Linked DNA regions of Homo sapiens: region 2 is linked to region 1. Evidence: read pairs that join two places in POLR2A ChIA-PET (ENCODE). Cell type or tissue: Caco-2. All regions are shown on one strand. Links, peaks and the distances in the headings refer to the core of each region. The heading gives the core; the rest is flanking DNA. Region 1 overlaps CDH23 (cadherin related 23). Region 2 overlaps LOC105378350 (a long non-coding RNA gene).

Region 1 (8,000 bases), core at 1-8,000:
CTGAGATGGGAGGATCACTTGAGCCCAGGAGGTCGAGGTTGCAGTGAGCTGTGATCTTGCCACTGCGTGCCAGCCTCGGTGACAGAGCAAGACCCTATCTCACAAAAAAAAAAAAAAAAAAGGCCAGGTGTGGTGGCTCACACCTGTAATCCCAGCACTTTGGGAGGCCAGGGCGGGCTGGATCACAAGGTCGAGATCGAGACCATCCTGGCTAACACGGTGAAACCCCGCCTCTACTAAAAATACAAAAAATTAGCTGGGCATGGTGGCAGGTGCCTGTAGTCCCAGCTACTTGGGAGGCTGAGGCAGAAGAATCGCGTGAACCCGGGAGGTGGAGCTTGCAGTGAGCCGAGATCGCGCCACTGCACTCCAGCCCAGGAAACAGAGCGAGACTCCATCTCAAAAACAAAAACAAAACAAAACAAAAAACCCTTACTTTAATCTTACTTTAATTTTACTTTAATTAACTTACTTAATTCTCACTGCAGCTCTATTAGTAAATACAGTGTGATCATTATCCACAATTTTGAACTGAGTAAACTGGGACAGAGAGAGGTGAAGTAGCTGGTGATACAGTCCACACTTGCTAAAGATGCAAAGGAGGGCTTCTTGGAAGAGGAAGCATTTAAAGATGAATTGCTCAATAAAAACAATGTCCACCATTTGTACAGCTATTTCACTTCTAAAGCTCTTTCATTAGCTCCCTATGAGGTTGTCCAGGCAAGTATGATCATCTCAATTTCCAGAAGAGGGAAACGAGGTTCAGAGAGGTTAAGGGACTTGCCTGTGGTCACACGCTAATAAGTGGCAGAGCTGGCATTGAAACCCAGGCCTTGTGCCTCCCACTCCATGCACTGTGCTCAGATGTGGAAAGGAGGAAGGGAAGGCACATGGGTGAGGGGACCTTCAAGGAAATCCTTGCACCAAAGAACAACTTTCCTGGCCATCCAAGCCCTTTCTTGGTCAAGGGCTGACAGAACAACTTGATCTCCTATTCCAGACAAAGCTGTTGTTGGACAGTCAGGCTCACAGGTCCCCTGAGGGGTGTAAAGAACAGTCCTGATGAGGGGAGTGATGACAAGTTCAAAGTCGGCTCTGCCTGCCCGTCTCCTCAGCCAGCTGGAGGGTATTCAGCTCTTGTAAATTACACCTTTGCCAGTTACTAGGGAGTCCAAGTGTTCTCGGTTGGCTGCAAGCTCAGCACATCCTCGTCCCAATGGCACACCTGTGCCAGGCTCATGTGTCAGCCCCCCACCCCTGCAAAGGGGGTGCCTGCTTCCTGGCCACTGCACAGCTGGACGAGACCCCCACCGCCATCACCACTGGTCACTGGAAAAGGCTGTGGACCCAGGAGCAAGCAAGCTGACTAATCTCATACTTTCATCTATTTTCCCCAAAGTCATTTTCAGCACTCTTGCTAACTCTGCATAGTATATCCAGCAAGGAATGCATCTTCTGAGAAACAGGGAAGCAAGGGCTGAACAGGGAAATTGACTTGCCCAGGCTCACACGGTTGCATAGGGGCAATGCCAGGCCTGGGACTCAGGCACCGGCCCCAGTCCGGGGCCTGGTCTCCCAGATTGAGCTGGGCTGGCCAACCTCCCCTCCTTAGGAGCAGCTGCTCCTTCACCCAGCACCTGCCCCATGTGGACCCTTGGCCACTGAGGCTCTTTCCTAGGTAACAGACTGAGGAAAGACCCTACACAATCCTGGGAGGCAGCATTGCAGGGCGGTAAGAGTGTGGTCATTGGAGATTGAATACGTGGAATTCAAATCCTGACTCTACTGCTTACTGGCTATGGGACCTTGGGCAGCTTGCTGGATCTCTCTCTGAGCCTGGAACAAGGTGATCGTACTAGAACAGATTTCCTGTCATCACTGTAAGGGTTAAACAAGATTGTGCAGGTAACCTAACTAGTAAAACACAGGGGCTAAATAATTACTATTGTTATTTTCATTTTTAACCACAACAACTTCAAGACACAACACAAATTGCTTGCCTCACAGCTGGTCAGCCTGTTCCATTGCCTTCTTGTGAAATGCCTCCCCTCCAGCTTCAGCCTATCAAAACCCAACCAATCAAGGCCACCTCTACTATGAAGATTTCTCTGTCCCTGTGCCCAGGATGAGTTTCTTCCTCCTCGGGGCATTAGCAAGGCTCTGTAGTTCATGCCTCCCACTTGCCTGGTGTGAGGTGGTCATTTACCATTGGTTCTCTTCTCCACTCCAGACTGGAGCTCCTTAAAAGCAAAGACCTACATACAGAATCCCAGACTTGTGGTTAAGTGCACAGGCTTTGGGGCCAGAGGGCGATAGGTTCAGGTTCAATTTTGACTCTACACAAGCTGTGTGAGCCTGTGTGAGTTACTTAACCTCTCTGAGCCTCTGCTCCTCAACTGCAAAATGAGGGTTATAAGACTCACTTTTTTGCTGTTAGAATTCAACGAAGCAATGTGTATGAACGGCTGATCTAGAGAGATTAAGTATGTAATAAAAGCTAGTCACTATTTCCCCAGTTATCTCTAATGTGCATGTCCCTACCCCACCCCCCAGCACAGGCTGGCACAGGTGTTCAGTGCCTGGCATTAATGGCATGCTCACACGACAGGTGGCACATCATCATTATCATTAGTGTTATTATGGCCGCATCCAAAACACCAGCCCCGCCCCATACCCACACCTGTGTGTTGAGGGGCAGTCCATAGCCGGGGCTGCCACAGGCTCCAGATGTGCCCAGACAGGGACCGCTTGGGAGTGGCTACAGCCCAAAGGACCCCCAAGAAGACACAGTCTGTTCTATCACCTTAGAGGGCCTATGCTGCCCTGGATAATGGCAGAGAGGAAGCAAGGACGCAGAAGCACCCAAGCCCTCCTGGGGGTTCTGTCAGTCATCCCCCAACTCCTAGAAGGGAGAGAAAAGTCCTCCCTTCTGTGAGGGCACCAAGAGCCCAAAGCCCTGGGTCCCTTGGTTCCAGCACCGATCACCTGGATGGATACTAGATCACCTCCTTCCTCCAAAACCACAGCCCACTTGCCAACAGCCCCAGGAAGCCTCCAGGCTACCCTCCCTTCCCCTCCTTAAGCGCTCTAGCTCCAGATCCCAGCAGCTGCGAGGCACCTGGAGACTCTTCTCCAAACTTCAATTCCCGAGCTCACAGCCCACCAACCCAGGAGGACGCCCCTTCTTGCCCAGGCCTGGAGGCACCAGTGACTGCCTGGACAGAAACCCTGGAATTCCCTCTGCAGCTGGTGTGCGAAGTCAGGGCAGCTGCAATCCGGACCCCAGCAGTAACTCACTAGGGACCCTGGGCAATCGCCCCATTCTCCACCTCAGTTTCTCCATCTGTGCAACTGTTTGTCTAACAAAGTGGTCACAAACTGTCCGACAGGAGGCCCCAGGGGTTTTTCATGGGTCCTCTGATTTAATATAGGAGTGAATGCACAGGTGGAAAATACAGGCTCTTTCACCCCTCACTGCTACCCGTGACTTTAATTTCTACCAAAGATGGTTCTTCTTCCTTAGCACCTGTTACAATTGAACATACTGTATATATTTTTTTCTATGCTGCTTTCTGCCTGCTCCCCGCTCTAGAATGTCAGTTCCATGAGGACAGGGATTTTTGTCTCTTCTGTTCGCATGCACAATACCTGGAACAGTGTCTGATGCATAGAAGACACTCAAGGAAACATTTGTTGAACGAATGAATATAAGTATATATGTGCATCTGTCCGTCTACCTATCTATCTATCTAATCTATCTATCCTAGACTTCTGGGCAAGATTACATTTGCCCAAACAGTTCCACAGCTTAAAAAGAAGTTTAAAAATCATCTTAATTGCAGAAAAAAAAAACATTAGTGGGAAAGTTGATAAAATTTGCATAAACTCTCATTAATAGTATTACATCAAAGTCATTTTTCTGGTTTCCATAATTGTATCATGGTTATGCAAGATGTGAACATTATGGGGAGCTGGGTGAAGGGTATATGGGAACTCTGTACAATTTTCAACTTTTCCGTAAGTCTAAAATTATTTCAAAGTAAAAAGTTTAAAAATAAAATAAGGGGCCAGGTGCAGTGGCTCATGCCTGTAATCTCAGTGCTTTGGGAGGCCAAGGCAGGAGGATTGCTTAAAGCCAGGAGTTCGAGACTAGGCTGGGCAACATAGCAAGACTCCTATCTCACACACACAAAAATTAAAAATTAGCCAGGTGTTGCTTCATTAGCCTGTAATCAGCTACTTGAGAGGCTGAGGTGGGAGGATCACTTGAGTCCAGAAGTTTGAGGCTGCAGTGAGCCATGATTGCGCCACTGCACTCCAGCCTGGGCAATAGGGATCCTGTTTCTAAAAAAAAAAAAAAATAAAATGTAAAAAAAATATAGTATGTATTTATTTTAATATGTGTTAGGAAAAGCCAGTCAGCATCTCAGCCCTGGGATTTCACTCTGATGGTAGAAAATGGACATCTGTCTTTCTATGGAGGTGCTGTGTCCAGTTCCACCCCTCCTCTTTTTGGAGACTGTCCCATTGGGTGTAGCTGGGAGGGGCAGACAGTCACTATCCCCTGCCCCTTTGCAGCCTGAGCACAGACACATACCCAAGTTGGCTTGGCCACCTGGACACTGCTGCCCGTGCCATGAGTGGTAGAATTCATTCAGAGTGACAGCAGTGACCGGCTGGACAGATTGGCCAATTTCCAGTCTAGGTTCTTTTGTTGTGGTCAATTCCAAGAGCCTCCAGCAGCCTTCCAATAGAAAGGACAGCCAGAGGCAGTTTCTTCAGCGGGCAACCAGGAAGCTTGTCTGACACATTAAAGTTTCCTTTCGAAAATATGTTTATAGGAGCTTAAAAGCAAGCGAGCGAGTTTAAATTACAGCTTGGATTTCTATGGGCCAGACACAGTTCTAAGGGTTTTACAATTTGCTCGTTTAATATTCACATAAACCCAAAGAGGTAAACTGAACGTTATTCCCATTTTGCAGAAGAGGAAAGTGAGGTACACTGCTAGTAAGAGGCAGAGCTGGGATTCACATCCAGGCAGTCTGGGCCTCACTTTCTCCATCTTCAAAGTGGGAATGTTTGATAAAAACAGTGGCTCTCAAACTACAAGTCCATCCTGGGCCCTCTGAGAACACTTCAGGGGAGGGTGAAGGCAAAGGTGGACAATACAGACTGTTACACCCCCACTGTCTACCTCCCATCTTAACTCCAACCAAAGTTGATTATTTCTCCTGGGCACTTATTATTGTCTAACACCCCCTATATTTTTTTTCGTAGAGCTGATATCTATCAGGCTATACCACCTCTGTGAACACGGTGGGCAGAAAAGCCCTAACTATGCAGACAGCACACACCCAGCTGATGTCCGGGAGCCACTGGACTCCTCCCATCCCCGTCCCTTTAGCCCCACAATTCCTGTGGCTTTGCCACCAGCCCTCGCTGTGGGACAGCTCTGGGGTACCATGACCCCTCTCACCTGTGTCAATCTTAAGCAACCTTCTGGTTAAGAGAAAAATAATTCTCCCACTGTGGTTCTCCACCCTCTCCCAAGAGATGCTTCTCCTCTTTAAAGGGACATTGGGAGGAGGTTTCAGGGAGGAGGGACAGTTCCTTCTGGAGCACCAGGGCTGAAACTAGTCCCAGAAAAGTCCCCAATGCCTCCCAGACTCCTCTTTCACCTATGCCTCCGTGCCTGCCAGCATCTATGCTCGTCACTCCTGAGCCTTGGCTGCCCACAAAGCCCACCATCTGCCCTCCCTGGCCTCCCATTCAGCTCTACAGGGGCTGCTCCTGCGGGGAGTTGCCGGCCTGCTTGCAGGCGCACCGCTCCTCCGTCTGCAGAGACTGCCGATGCGGGGTCAGCCCACCTGAAAACTGCTCTCCCTGGGTCCAGAAGAAACAGCTGGGCATTGATGGAGTTTGGAGAGAAATTAATCAGCACCGACTGGCAGCAGTGCCAGGCGCTGCCTGGGACCAATCCATCCTAATGAATCCCGGGTTCCCACCTTAATGGCTCTTGACAAGACTAATTTACTCGTGTAGGTGATTAGCATGGCATGATCACCTTAATTGTGGCTTAAGATGCTTTTGGGGTGCTGGTGGTTCTGGCTGGGGAAGTCAGCTCCATGTGTACCAACCTCAGTGACAAAAGGAAGGACAGGGAGCCAAGGGGAGGGGACCCAGCAGGACATCTGACATCCACTCACCCATCCACTCATCTACCCACTCACCCACCAAGCACTTGCTGAGGCCGCCTTTGTGCCAGGCACCATGCTTGGTACAGAGATGGAGGCCCAGCTTGTTCCTCTGTCAAATGCAGATCATGCCATCTCTCCAGGACAATCACTGCAAGGTCTCACAGGAGGCCATGCACTTGAAGTGCCTAATAGAGGCTCGGGCAAGAGGCTGGCTGTCAACAAACCATAGCTCACATTAGCACTCCTCAGTCTTGTATAATAGAGACACTAAAATCGCTGTTAATTATAATGTCAATATTAATAAGATTAATAAGTAAAAATTAATAGACCAATGGGGAGTTCCACACAAATAGCCACGCTAGAGTGTGCTGAGGGCTTTCACAGATGCAGACAAAGCCAGCAGAAGGGCAGGCTGGGGAGGCTTCAGAAGCCTCTAAGCACAAGGGACATCTGAGCTGCAGCTTGAAAGAGGAGCAGGACTTTGCCAGGCAGGGAAGGGAAAGGGCACCCCTGGCCAAGGAAACAGCATGGTTGAGGGCACGGCAGTGCAACAGTGTGCGAGGTGTCAGTGCTGGGGGGCAAGGTGTCTGTGGAGAGTGGGGGCGACTCGCTGAGATACAGAGCTCTACTTCTTCCTGCAGGCACTCGGGAGGCTTCTGGCTGCGGGCGGTTACCACTGTGGCAGGAACCCTGCCCCCCTCCAGGGCATGGGGTATGAAGGTGGTGGCCAAGGTGCAGGGCCTCAATGCCCTCCAGGATCCCTTCTAGACCCCCTTGGTCAACTTGGTGTCTCCAAGCCAGGCTTCATGCTGCTACCTCTGCGTTCTTCCCCCAGGGCCAGCCATGGCTCAGGGCCCCAAGGTCCCCGGCAAATATTCTACATACAGCTCAGGCGGGCAGCTGGGATGATAAAAACAGGACCTCTGGCACAGCGCGGGCCTTGCCGTTCACAAGCATAGGCACGTACAGCATCTGTGCCATCTGCGGGAAAGTGCTCTCCTGGGCCCACTCCCTGGGCAGCCATCCCCATCGCCACCAACACCTCGCTCCCGACATGCCCTGGGGAGGGGAGCGCCTGGCCTGAGGCTCCAGGAGGGATGTTGAACAGGGCATGGAGCCAGCCCCCGGGTCCTGCCTTGGAAGATTCCCCTACATGCTCACCAAGTCCAGACATGCACTCCTTCCCTAAGTTCCAGGCGCACACCAGGCGCAGGGCTAGGCCCTGGGGACACAGTGATGGCCAGGCCACCTGGAGGCATTCACAGGCCAAGAAGGGAGCCAGAAGAGCAACTGAGTAACAGCAGCATCTCCATGGGGCTAACAGAGAGGATGGCCAGGCCCCGGAAAAAGCAAAGGGAGCAGCACTTAACCCCCAACAAGGAGACCCAGGAAGGCCACCCAGAGGCGGTGGCATCTGAAAGAGCCTGGTAAGCGCAGGTTCATAATGTTCCAGGTAGCAGGAACAACAGCTGCAAAGACCGTGAAGTGGGAGCTTGCCTTTCACACTTAGGGAACTAGAGGGAGACCAGCACAGATGAAGTAGAGCTAGCGAGGGGGATAGCGGGGTGGGGGCGAGGTCTGACAGGTGGCAGGTGCTGGGCTGCAAACAGCCTGGTTGCCATTGAGGAACACGGGCTTTTACTCCGTGTGGGAGGGAGAGACTTGAGCAGGCCTTGGAGCAGGCTCTGCCTCAGGCTGGGCAGGGCCATCCATGGCTGGGATAAAAAAGGCCGCAGCGTGGGTGAGGGCCGAGTCAGGGAGAACACTGAGACCTGAGGAAGCTGCTGGGGTAACTGGGCTTGG
Region 2 (10,920 bases), core at 1,529-9,528, 460 kb after region 1:
CAATGTCAGCTCCACCAGAGGACAGGGACTTGTGTCTGTCTTGTTCACTCCAGCATCCTAAGACACAGAACAGTGCCTGGGACATAATTGCCATTCAAGAAATATCTGTCAAGTGAATGGAAGAATCAGCCACAGCTCCTATTTATTAAGGGTGTACTGAGTCCAACACCGGCCTAAACGCTCTGCAGGCATGGCCAGAGGACAAGCTATTCAGGTGGCTGTGCATCACGGTGGGGAGCAGCAGGGCTGGGTGGGTCAAGCTGGGAGCCCAGAGACAGACTGTGAGTGGCCCAGGATCACTCACTCTCTTTAAAATCTGGAAAGCCCTGTAACTGAAGTCCTTCCTAAGTCATTGTCAGATCTTGCTTTTCTCCCTTCAATTTCATTTTTTCTGTTTGATTCTCAGAAAAGGGGGAAAGTACCATTTTATATCAGCTATTTATATACCCCAAAATCTTATTACATTCTTCCCAAGAACGCTGTGACAAAGCCAAAAGGCAAATAACAAACTGGAAAAAAAACATTTTTACCATATATGAAAGACAAAGGGTTAACAGTCTTAATACAAAGAGCACTTCAAACCATTGGGAAAAGATAAACTAGGAATTCACAAATTCAAAGAGCCAATAAACCAGAAGGAAAATTAGAAAAATTGTCAACTTCACTAATAATTCATGACATGCAAACTCAAATAATAGTAAGATGCAACTTAACACGTAGCAAATTAGCAAAGATTCGCTCAATCCAGTGTTGGTTTGTGTGTCGGGAAAAGCGCATCATGATGGTATACTGTGGGTATGAGTGAGAAGTGGCACATCCTTCTCCAGGTGGGGGCGATTGGGCTGTCAAACCTGAGACTCTTTAACACAGGCATACTCTTCAACCCAGTGATCCTACTCCTAAGTATTAATCTGAAGAAATGCCTCAAGGATGTGTATCTAAATGTTAATCAAGTGTTCTTAAGAAGTGCCTGGTTGCCCAGTGATTAAGCTTTAGTCAAATGATTCCAGGTGCCGCCACACAATGGAATACCTTGAGCCATGAAGAATGATGCATACACACCATCACGTCTTTAGACCATCTTTAGACAGACTCAGAAAACTGCTAATAGTGGGGGTCCCTTCAGAGGCAAATGAGGGGTGGAGAGACAGGGATGGGAGGGGAATTCATTTTCCATTCTGTTCTCTTTTGTACTGTTAGACTTATTTATCACATGCATGTATTAACCAGTGAAAATAAAATTAATTACAAATGATATAGAAATCTATTTTTGTCAAAAGATAATAAAGTTTGGATGGCTGTCTATAAAGTGTGAGCCAGAGTTATTGGTGGAGGGAACTCCCACCTGTCTCTACACTTTGGCCCCTCTTCCCACCCTCTCCTCTCCTCCACCTCATAAGCGAGGAGGAGTTTAACTGAGAGTGGTCCAAGCCTAGGATATTTGGGGGCCACCTTCACTAGGGGGCAAGGTCACTGCACTGAACAGCCACTAGTGAAGCACTTCTTCCACCCCTGTCCCAGGCTGCAGAAGGCAGGTCGGTCCTGCCCCAAAGAGGCTGCCGGCTTTGATTTCGTGGGAAAGGGGTAGAAAGCCCCTCAAAGGCTTCAGGCCTGGGCCATATTCTCCATCCTATCCCTTACCAGGGTTCCACATTCATTCATAAATCTACTCATAGAGTAGCAATTGGAATCTCATCCGGCCACTGTTTCTTGTATACAAGTTCCTCGATCAGAATTCCGCACGGGGTTGGGGAAGGGGAGTTGTGATCTGGGAATTTCTGGGTGCTTGGCTCTATCTAGTATCATAACAACCCAGAAACTTCACCCAGAACTCAGAACCATTCTCTCTGGGTAATGGGATATTATAGGATATTTTAATTTTCATGTTTGTGCCAGTCTGCTTTTCCTAATCTTTTCAATATTTAGTAATTCTTAAATTTTTTTTCCAAAGAAAAAGAACGGGAAAATCCCCTCTGGGACAACCTTGCTGAAGACAGGGCCCTGGTCAATGTTTTTCGCAAGATAGACACCTGCCCCACAACTTCCTTTTAATCAGGTCATCGAATTCTCCCAAGAAGTCTTTTGTGGACATCAAATTGCCTCTGTGCTTGGAAGGGATTAGGAAATGCCAGTTTTTATCCCAGGGGATTGGTTTTTGGAAGAACCATGTCTTCTGAAGACCAGAGGGGCTGTGAGAGAGAGTATTCGAGTCAACACGTATTAATGCCTGACATTTGTACAACATCCTGCGATTTACAGAGATCGTCCACATCCATTATCCCCTTTGATCCTCCTACAAACCCTGGGAGAAGGAGACCTTCCTCCTGGGAATGGGAAATAAATTATTAGTAATCCCATTTGACTCACAAGGAAACTGAGGCACAGAGAGGTTAATTGCCCTAGGTGGTAGAGCCCGGCTATAGACACAAGCACTCTGCCTCTGAATCCCACACCCTTGCACTGTATTCTCCCCAAGCTGAGTGAGGTGAGCAAAGTGCCTAACCCTCCTGAACCTCAGTTTTTCCATCTGACAAGTGGGAAAAATAATAGTACCTTCTGCCCTAGGGTTGTTGTTAGAGTTAATTGAGTTAATATGTGTGATGTCTTTTTTTAAAAAAAAACAGATTTAGGGGATACAAGAGCACTTTTGTTATATGAATATATTGCATAGTGATGAAAGCCGGGAATATGTGTCATATCTTAAGACTGCGTCTAGCAGGTAGTAAGTATTCAATAACTGAACGATTATTAAAGGTGGAATCTCCCAGGTGTGTGCCACACCAAGTCCTAGTCTTGCTCACCATGCCGGTCTGCAGCCTGCCTATTTGCTGAGTGCCTCCTCTGCACAGGGCTCTGCAGGGAGAGAGAACTAGACAAGGTAGAGGGACTGCCTATAAGAAGTTCACCCTCTAGCAGGACAGAGGCATTTACACACCCCAGCCCAGTAACTAGGCACAACAAAGGCATTGAGACTGCGGGGCAGAAGGCTTTATTCTTCTTTGGAAGAAGGATTCTGGGAAGGCTTCCTGGAGGAGGTGCTGAGGCACCTGGCTGATGTGATCCTCCAGGATGAGGACTGAGTTCCAGTAATGGAAGGATAGAGGGTGGCCTGACAGATGTGGTCCATTTCTGGCCACAGTAAGGATGTTTTCCCCTTCTCCACCCAGCACAAAATGGGAGGCAAATAATAGCTTGGGAGATGTCGCTTCTTGGAGCCACTTCCCCTGTTGCAAATCAGATAGCCAGGCCAGGTGTAGTGATGTAGGGTCTATGGGGTTGGATAGAGAGGAAAGGAAACATACCAGCAGCCTCTCCCTGCCGTCTCCCGCCACAGCCTTGCCATGCCCAGCAAGCTTTCCAAAGTCAGGCTACCCTGTACAGGTGCCAAAGTCTGTGGACGGAGGCTCTCAACAAAGAGACAGAATGGTGAGCGGGTGGAAGCTGCCTTCCCCTCCCTATGCCACCACACCCCGTTGTTCCCATCCTCACCATGGGCACTCCAGGCCTTCACCCTTCAGAACTGGCTCTCAGGAAAGGCTCCAAAGAGCTGGATGCCACTGAGGGAAAAGTGTCCGCAACCCCTGTGACTCCAGAGGAGTCTGTAGATCCAGGGGAACACGCACACCTACCCTTAGTCAGCCCGAGAACACTGCTTCCCTGTGGAGCCCAGAGGAGCACTCAGTCCTGCTTGCAGCTGTGGGGCCTTGAGCAAGTCAGCGAACCTCTCCAGGGTCCGTGCTCCTCACCTACGGGGGCTGGGAAGGAGCCTGCTTACTCCTGTTGCCCTAGCATAACAGGTACTGCCTGACAGCCTCAAAACTGTTCCGGTTTGGATGATAAAGTGCACAGTCTCGCTAGATTACCTGTGAAGTGGGACTAGTCACACTCTGTATTGGGGAATCCAATGAGATAATCATGGAAATACTTTGCGCTGGCCAACTGTGATACATTCTGTTTTGGAAGGGGTTAAAATAGTATTGGATGTTTTTAAAAAGTCAGTCTTAATTTAATATCTGAAAGAGGCACTTTTGAAATAATGATAACTAGTGTGCTCTCTAATTCTGCTGGTACTTTTTCTGAACAAGAATATTCCATGCAGCCGGGCACTGTGGCTCACACCTGTATTCCAGCACTTTGGGAGGCCGAGGTGGGTGGATCACTTGAGCCGCCCGAGTCCAAGACCGGCTTGACAAACATGGCAAAACCTTGTCTCTACTAAAAAATACAAAAATTAGCTGGGCGTGGTGGCGCATGCCTGTGATCACAGCTACTTAGGATTTGCTTGAACCTGGGAGGCAGAAGCTGCAGTAAGCTGAGATCGTGCCTCTGCACTCCAGCCTGGGCAACAGAGTGAGACTCTGTCTCGAAAAACAAAAAAAAAAAAAAAAAAAAGAAAGAAAGAAAAAGAAAAAAGAATATTCCATGTGTTTAGTTCAACCCTACTTGCAACTCCTTCATACTGTAGGCAAAGTTAGCGGAAGAGCCTTGGGAAAAGCACAGGGGCACACTATACATCTTGGTCTAAGAGAATATGTTGCAACCTCTATTGTATGTTTTACTGTGGCCTTGCAGACAAATTCCAAAACCTGCTAGCTTGTGGAGGGTTCAAAGGCCAGTCCCCTCCCCAGGACTTGCTGCTGGAGCCAGGTTACACCTGTGCAAGAGAGCTGGTTGTTAAAACTTCAGAAATTTCAAGAACCAGTTGATGGTTGGTAGCTGGAAACTGGCCGTGGTGGGAGCATTTACACCACAGAAATTGGCACACATGACAAAGCAGGGCTTCCCCTCCGCCTCCTGGAGATCAGACTGTTAAATATTTAGCCACATGCCACTACTGAACGCCCACAATATTTAGCAATCTGTGACAAGAGACTGAGAAGGAGGTCCCATCTTAATCCCAGGGCTAACATGTGTGCTGCCTCATTTCATTTCCTCTCCCCACTATTTCTTTCCAGCCCTGGACCGGTGAGGCCCAGGAGCTCCCACTTTGCTGTGGGATCGCGAGGGAGGAGACTGCAGTTTGATGTAAAACATGTTTAGCTGCAGGAACTCTCCAGGGTGTAGAGGCCTGAATTAATGGCATCTGGGGTGCCCAGTGTCTAGCGGGGTGCCCTTCCCCCAGCTCTCCTGTCTGCCCAAGTGTCCACACTGCCTGAGATGTACAATGTGTGCCTGCAGGCTCATCTCCTCAAACAAATAAGCCTGGGTGTGGGTGCTTAGGCATTTCTTTCCCAACAGACCTCCTGCCAGGGATGCAAACCCTGGGTAAGGAAACAGCATCCGGCCACAACCCGACCACCGCCCGCCCTGGACCCAGGCGCTAGAGAGGAGGCAGCACTAGATGCCCAGAGCAGGGATCCTGGCTCTGGTCCCATCTTGGCCAGTGCCATGCCCACCACCCTCCCTCCCCAATCCTCTGTCTGCCTTTCTGTAAAACAAGACAAAGGAGAAGGAGGCACTTTTACTTTCTCAACAGTCACCCCGGGAATTCCTCTTGGGGACCACGCTGTATTTATTTGGAGAAATAATATGTTGGTCTGCCTCTTGGGTTGAGGAATGAGACTCCGAGGAACATGTTAATATCACAAAATATGGTCCCTGAGCTGCCTTCTCACAGAGCCTGGGTCCTATTCACAGTGCCCTTTGGTGCGCTGCGCCTGATGCTGGGTCTGAGTTTGTTATTTGGGGGCAGGAGCCTCGTCAAACATAAAATGCTCTACATAATTAGCGGGCAGGAAATGGCAGATCCTGGGGGGATGTGGAGGGCCAGGGGGCAGGCTTGTGAAGAGGAAGCTTGAGAGTCTGACACTTGGTGGAGACAGAGGAGATAAAAACAGACCATCGTCCGGCCGCAGTGGTTCACACCTGTAATCCCAGCACTTTGGGAGGCCGAGATGGGCAGATCATGAGGTCAGGAGATTGAGACCATCCTGGCTAACATGGTGAAACCCCATCTCTACTAAAAATACAAAAAAATTAGCTGGACATGGTGGCGGGCGCCTGTAGTCCCAGCTATTTGGGAGGCTGAGGCAGGAGAATGGCGTGAACCCAGGAGGCGGAGCTTGCAATGAGCCGAGATCACGCCACTGCACTCCAGCCTGGGCGACAGAGAGAGACTCCGTCTCGGAAAACAAACAAACAAACAAACAAACAAACAAAACAACAACAACAAAAAAACCAGACCATCGAACCCAGTGGTGCCAAGTCAGAGAAGGAACTTCAGCTAGGGAAGACAAAGCTCATGGGGGTTTTCTTTTAAATGTCCTATTGAAGGATAACACACAAAGACAAAGCACACAATCACACTGCCACCGTTCAATGGATCGTGGCAAAGTGAAGACGTGCAGAGCAAACTTCCAGGTCAGACACAGGACACTGCGGGATTTGCATGCCTTTCCCAGGAAACTATCTCCCCACAAAGCAACCGCCGCAGAGATTGTCTTTGCCTGCCTCTAACGTCGCAGAAACAGAATCATACAGGTGTGTTATTTCGTGTCTGGCTTCTTTATCTCAGCGTTTTCTCTGTGAGTTTCAGCCATGTTGCTGCACTGTAGCTATAGCTTTTTTATCCTCATCCCATGGAGTATTCCACTGGCTGAGTAGCTCACGGTTTACTTACCTATTCTACCTGGAAGAGAATGTGGGTCATTCCCATTTTTGACAATTATGCACAGTGCTGCTGCTCTGAACGTTCTTTTGTTGAACACATGTACACGCTGCTGCTGGCGCGTGCTCAGGAGTGGAAGGCCTGGCTCATGGTCTGTGTATGTGCAGCTTGCAGGACAGTTTTTCTAAAGTTGCTGTGCAAGTTCACATCCCACCAGCTGTGAGGGAAAGACCCAGCTGCGGTATGCACCAACCCACACTGGGCCTTGTCTGTCTCTCTCATGATCATCTTCCTGGTGGGTCTAAGGAGGTGACTGCTGTCACCTCCATTACATTTCCAGGGAAGTCCATGGAGCTCACAGACACCCTTGGACAAGGGATTCTTTCCGGTAAGTCAAAGGGGTGCCAAGCTAAACCTTCAACTAGGCCATGGAGGGAAGGCAGAGGCCGTTCTCATGGAAGTGGGAGCAGAGGCTGAGAAGGGGTCTGACCTCTGGATTCCAGAGGGGAGTGGCTCCATGAACCCCACCCTCCAACTCCTAAGTTCCCAGGACTCCTGAAATTCCTGCCTCGCACACACAGCTGGCTCTCAGGAAACTGCCTCTTGTCTCTGATTGCCACACCCAGTCTGTGGGGTGCACTCATCTCTCTATCTCCTGCCCCTCCTTGATACCCTCAATCTCTGCAACCCCAGACCCAGGCCCAGAGTAGGAGGCAGTAACGGCCAAGCCCAGTGCCTGCCAGTCATCATGATGATGTGCAGCTGAAACTCCAGCGGGACCTCAGGCTGCATAAATAGAGGCACAGTACCCAGAACAAGGAGGGGACAGACCCACTCTCCACCTCTCAGGCCCAGGACCAGACTCCCCTCTGCCTGAGACGCACACAGACTACCCAAAAGACACCCAAGGTGGAGCGGCCATGACGTCACTCGAGTAGGCAGTACTTCCTGAGCTCATTCTGGGTGCCAGGCCCAGCTCCAGGTGCTAGGGACACCTCTGAACAACAGGGACCAGTACCATGCCTTTGTGGGAGATAGGGCCTAGTGATGCAGAGCTTTAAAACCCCGGAATAAGGTTACTTCTGGAATTACTGAGAACTGTGAAGTAATTGAAGAAGAATGGTGGAAAAGAGCGTGGCTAGAGTGCGAGGGGTGGCACAGCAGCTGGAAGTAGGAAGGTCAGGGGAAATGTCATCTCTCAGGAGGTGACATTGGGAGGGAAATCCAGAGAGGAGGAGCCAGAGAGAAGAGGCTGGGGAAAGCATTCCAGGCAGAAGGAACTACAAGTGCAGAGGCCTGGAGGCAGGAAAAAGCTTGGAATTTTCTGGAATCTGACAGAAGGCTAAAGGGTAGGGGTGTGGGGACAGTGGTGAGGAGTGAGGAGAGAAGGTATTTAGAGGCCTGATTGGGCAGAGCCTCAAAGGCTGCCTTAAGAGGTTAAATTTCATTCTAAGGTCAACAGAAAGCCTCTGAAGGAAACATTTAGAAAAGATGTGGCAGACACCCGGCATCCTGGCCTTGCTATCTCAGCTGCAGCCTGGTAGGCCTCATGCTGGCGGGGTCCATCCTCGGGACACCTGCACACCCTCAGGACGTGTTCAGCCTCAGGGCTTTCTCTGACACCTGGGGAGCCCCTGCGCCTGCACGGGAGCTTAGTCCCCAAATGCAGGGGAATAAGCTCCTGCACAGCCACACTCAAACACAGGACCAAGCCCATGGATAAACGCTCCAGTGCCCATGCTGCTTCAGGGGCAACCCTGGAGGCCTTCTGCATGTTTCTTGAGAGACCCGGCAGAAGCAAGCCCCCCAGCTCATGGCGGCAGCCTCAATAACACACTCTTCCATCAGCTCCTCCTCCTTCCCCTCCTCACGCTCCAGATACTTCCATGATACCTCCCGGGATCACCGCCCAGCTCAGCCACCTGCACCCAAACCGCTGCCATGGTCTCTTCTTGATGGGAGGCCATGGCGCCATCCCACTGATGCTCTTGTTGATGCAGAGTGGGCAGTGGGTAGGAGGGGGAAGGTGGGAAGCCCAGAGGCCGGTCAGGGGCTCCCCTGGTCGTGCAGGAAGAAATGGGGTGGCCTGGATCACAGTAGTGGAGGTGGAGTGGAGGTTGCATCCAGGCTGTGTTTTAAAGACTGTACTTGGTGATGGTTTGGATGTGCTCAACCAACAAGACTTTGAGGATCCAGGACTGTTTTGCTTGAGCAAGTGGAGATTCGGGTAGCACTTACCGCCTGCACCCTCCACCCCAGCCACAGTGTGAAAGATTGTCCTGGAGAAGAGACTCGACCATAGGCAGACAGGCCATAGGCTTCAGCAATGAGGACAGGGGACTGGCAGGTAATGAGTGTCAAGCTTATGCCAAGCACACACTCATCTGCCTATCCCCAGCCTCATGTGGTCCCTGGGTGCTTGACTGCAAGGTGCTTAGTGACACACCAGGTCTCAAAGGCTTAGAATAAGAAGAGAATGAGAAATATCTTGTTAATGCTTTTTTACATTAAATATATTTTGAAATAATATTTTAGATATATTAGATTAAATGCATGTATTATTAGAAATTAATTTCACCTGTTTGTTTCTTTTCACTTCTTTAATTGGGCCCCTGGACAATATAACACTACGCACCTGCCTTACATCTGAGGCCCACATCCTATTTCTATAGGCTGGAGCTGGGCTAGAGGGTGTGCGTCCACTGAACACTCAGGCCACGCGACATCATGTGAGGAGACTGCTCCTGCCCATTTCCAAGCAGCAAGGCTGAAGTTCAGAGAAAGCAAAGCTCCGAAGTCCAAGCTTCTTTCTACACTGCGTGCCCCTTAAGGGGCAGTAGCTTTTTATACTAGAGTTTCTACACTGCCAGGGTAAGGGCTCAAGCACCGGACAGAGGAGGCAAGTTTAGGGTGATTGACCTTGAAGGTCACTTCCAGCCCTGACACTGTGCTTGGGTGTCGGTGGAGGGACGTAAGGACCCTTCTCCCCTCCCCCATCACTCTCCAGGGGCCTCCTGACCCCAGGACGACTAATGGTTCCTCAGCCCCACCTTCCCACCCACTGGGCTCCACCCGCCCTCTTCCCACTGTATCAATCCCCTGAGTAATTTATGAGAGCCATCAAAGTTAATTAATGCCGTAGTTACGAAGCCATCCCAATGTAATTATTGTGTAATTGGATTATAACTTAGGTAATTTCTGACAAAGCACCTAATACTTATGCAAGAAAGCCAGGGATTTTTGCCGAGTGATTGATGGGGGTGTCCGGGCCAGATGGGGAGGTTAGGGGCTGTGTATGAGGTTGGGGAGGCTCCCCGGGAGGAAATCACAGCTTTCAGGCTGAGGCATCCTGTCTGAGCTGGAGGGGAGAAAGGCAGGTGTGTGTGGGCTCCTCACCCTCAGCCTCAGGCCTTCCCTCAAGGCGGGACTGGTTTGGGCCCACCTGCAGCCTCCTTCCTCCCTGTTAGCTCTGCCTCCACCTTCAGGCTAATTTGCAGCAGCTTTAGTCCCACCCAACACCACAGTGACCTGTTTATTCAAACTCAACTGCCAAGTCACCTTCCCCACCCAGCCCTGCTCTGGCCTGTTCCATGAGCGAGGCCCTATTTGGTCTGGCATGACTCTGCCTGCCAGCTGCTCCAGGGCCACAGGTGGTTGGACAGTCAGCGACAGGAAGGAAAGTGGTCAGCCACACGCAGAGAGAAGCAGACACAAGGTGGAAGTGGCTGAGCTGTAATCCTTAAACTCTTGAAGGTGTTACCAGAAAGGGGCCTGATCAGACCCCAAGAGAGGGTTCTTGGATCTCGCACAAGAAAGAATTCTGGGCGGGTCCATACAGTAAACTAAAAGCAAATTTATTAGGAAAGTAAATGAATAAAAGAATGGCTACTCCGTAAGCCCTCAGGGCTACTGGTCACTCATTTTTATGGTTACTTCTTGATTATATGCTAAACAAAGGGTGGATTATTCATGAGTTTTCAGGGAAAGGAGTGGGCAATTCCTCGAACTGAGGGTTTCTCCCTTTCTTAGACCATGTAGGGTAACTTCCTGACATTGCCGTGGCATTTGGAAAATGTCATGGTGCTGGTGGGAGTGTAGCAGTGAGGACAACCAGAGGTCACTCTTGTTGCCATCTTGGTTTTGGTAGGATTTAGCCGGCTTCTTTACTCCAACTTGTTTTATCAGCAAGATCTTTATGACCTGTATCTTATGTTGACCCCCTTTCTCATCCTGTGACTTAGAATGCTAACTTACTGGAGTAAATGTTCTTTACTCCAGCCTGTTTTATCAGCAAGATCTTTACGACTGTATCT

Evidence for each region. Peaks named below come from ENCODE experiments on the same cell type or tissue, not always from the same donor. Only the 100,000 strongest peaks of a DNase experiment are listed, where the experiment ranks them.
Region 2: POLR2A ChIA-PET joins it to region 1 with 6 read pairs; 2 of 35 experiments call an interaction of 5 or more read pairs at or near these places.

Annotation. Positions count from the first base shown.
Region 1 is chr10:71,451,207-71,459,206 of GRCh38, reverse strand. All of the region lies in intron 3 of CDH23 (cadherin related 23), which reads right to left. Among named protein-coding and RNA genes, the nearest start is that of CDH23-AS1, 57 kb to the left of the region's middle. In Caco-2, for the core only: no CTCF peak of the experiment used is centred there; no DNase peak of the experiment used is centred there; H3K27me3 peaks cover 185 bases.
Region 2 is chr10:70,985,220-70,996,139 of GRCh38, reverse strand. All of the region lies in intron 1 of LOC105378350 (a long non-coding RNA gene), which reads right to left. Among named protein-coding and RNA genes, the nearest start is that of LINC02622, 52 kb to the right of the region's middle. In Caco-2, for the core only: no CTCF peak of the experiment used is centred there; DNase peaks (open chromatin) are centred at 4,619, 5,299 and 7,089.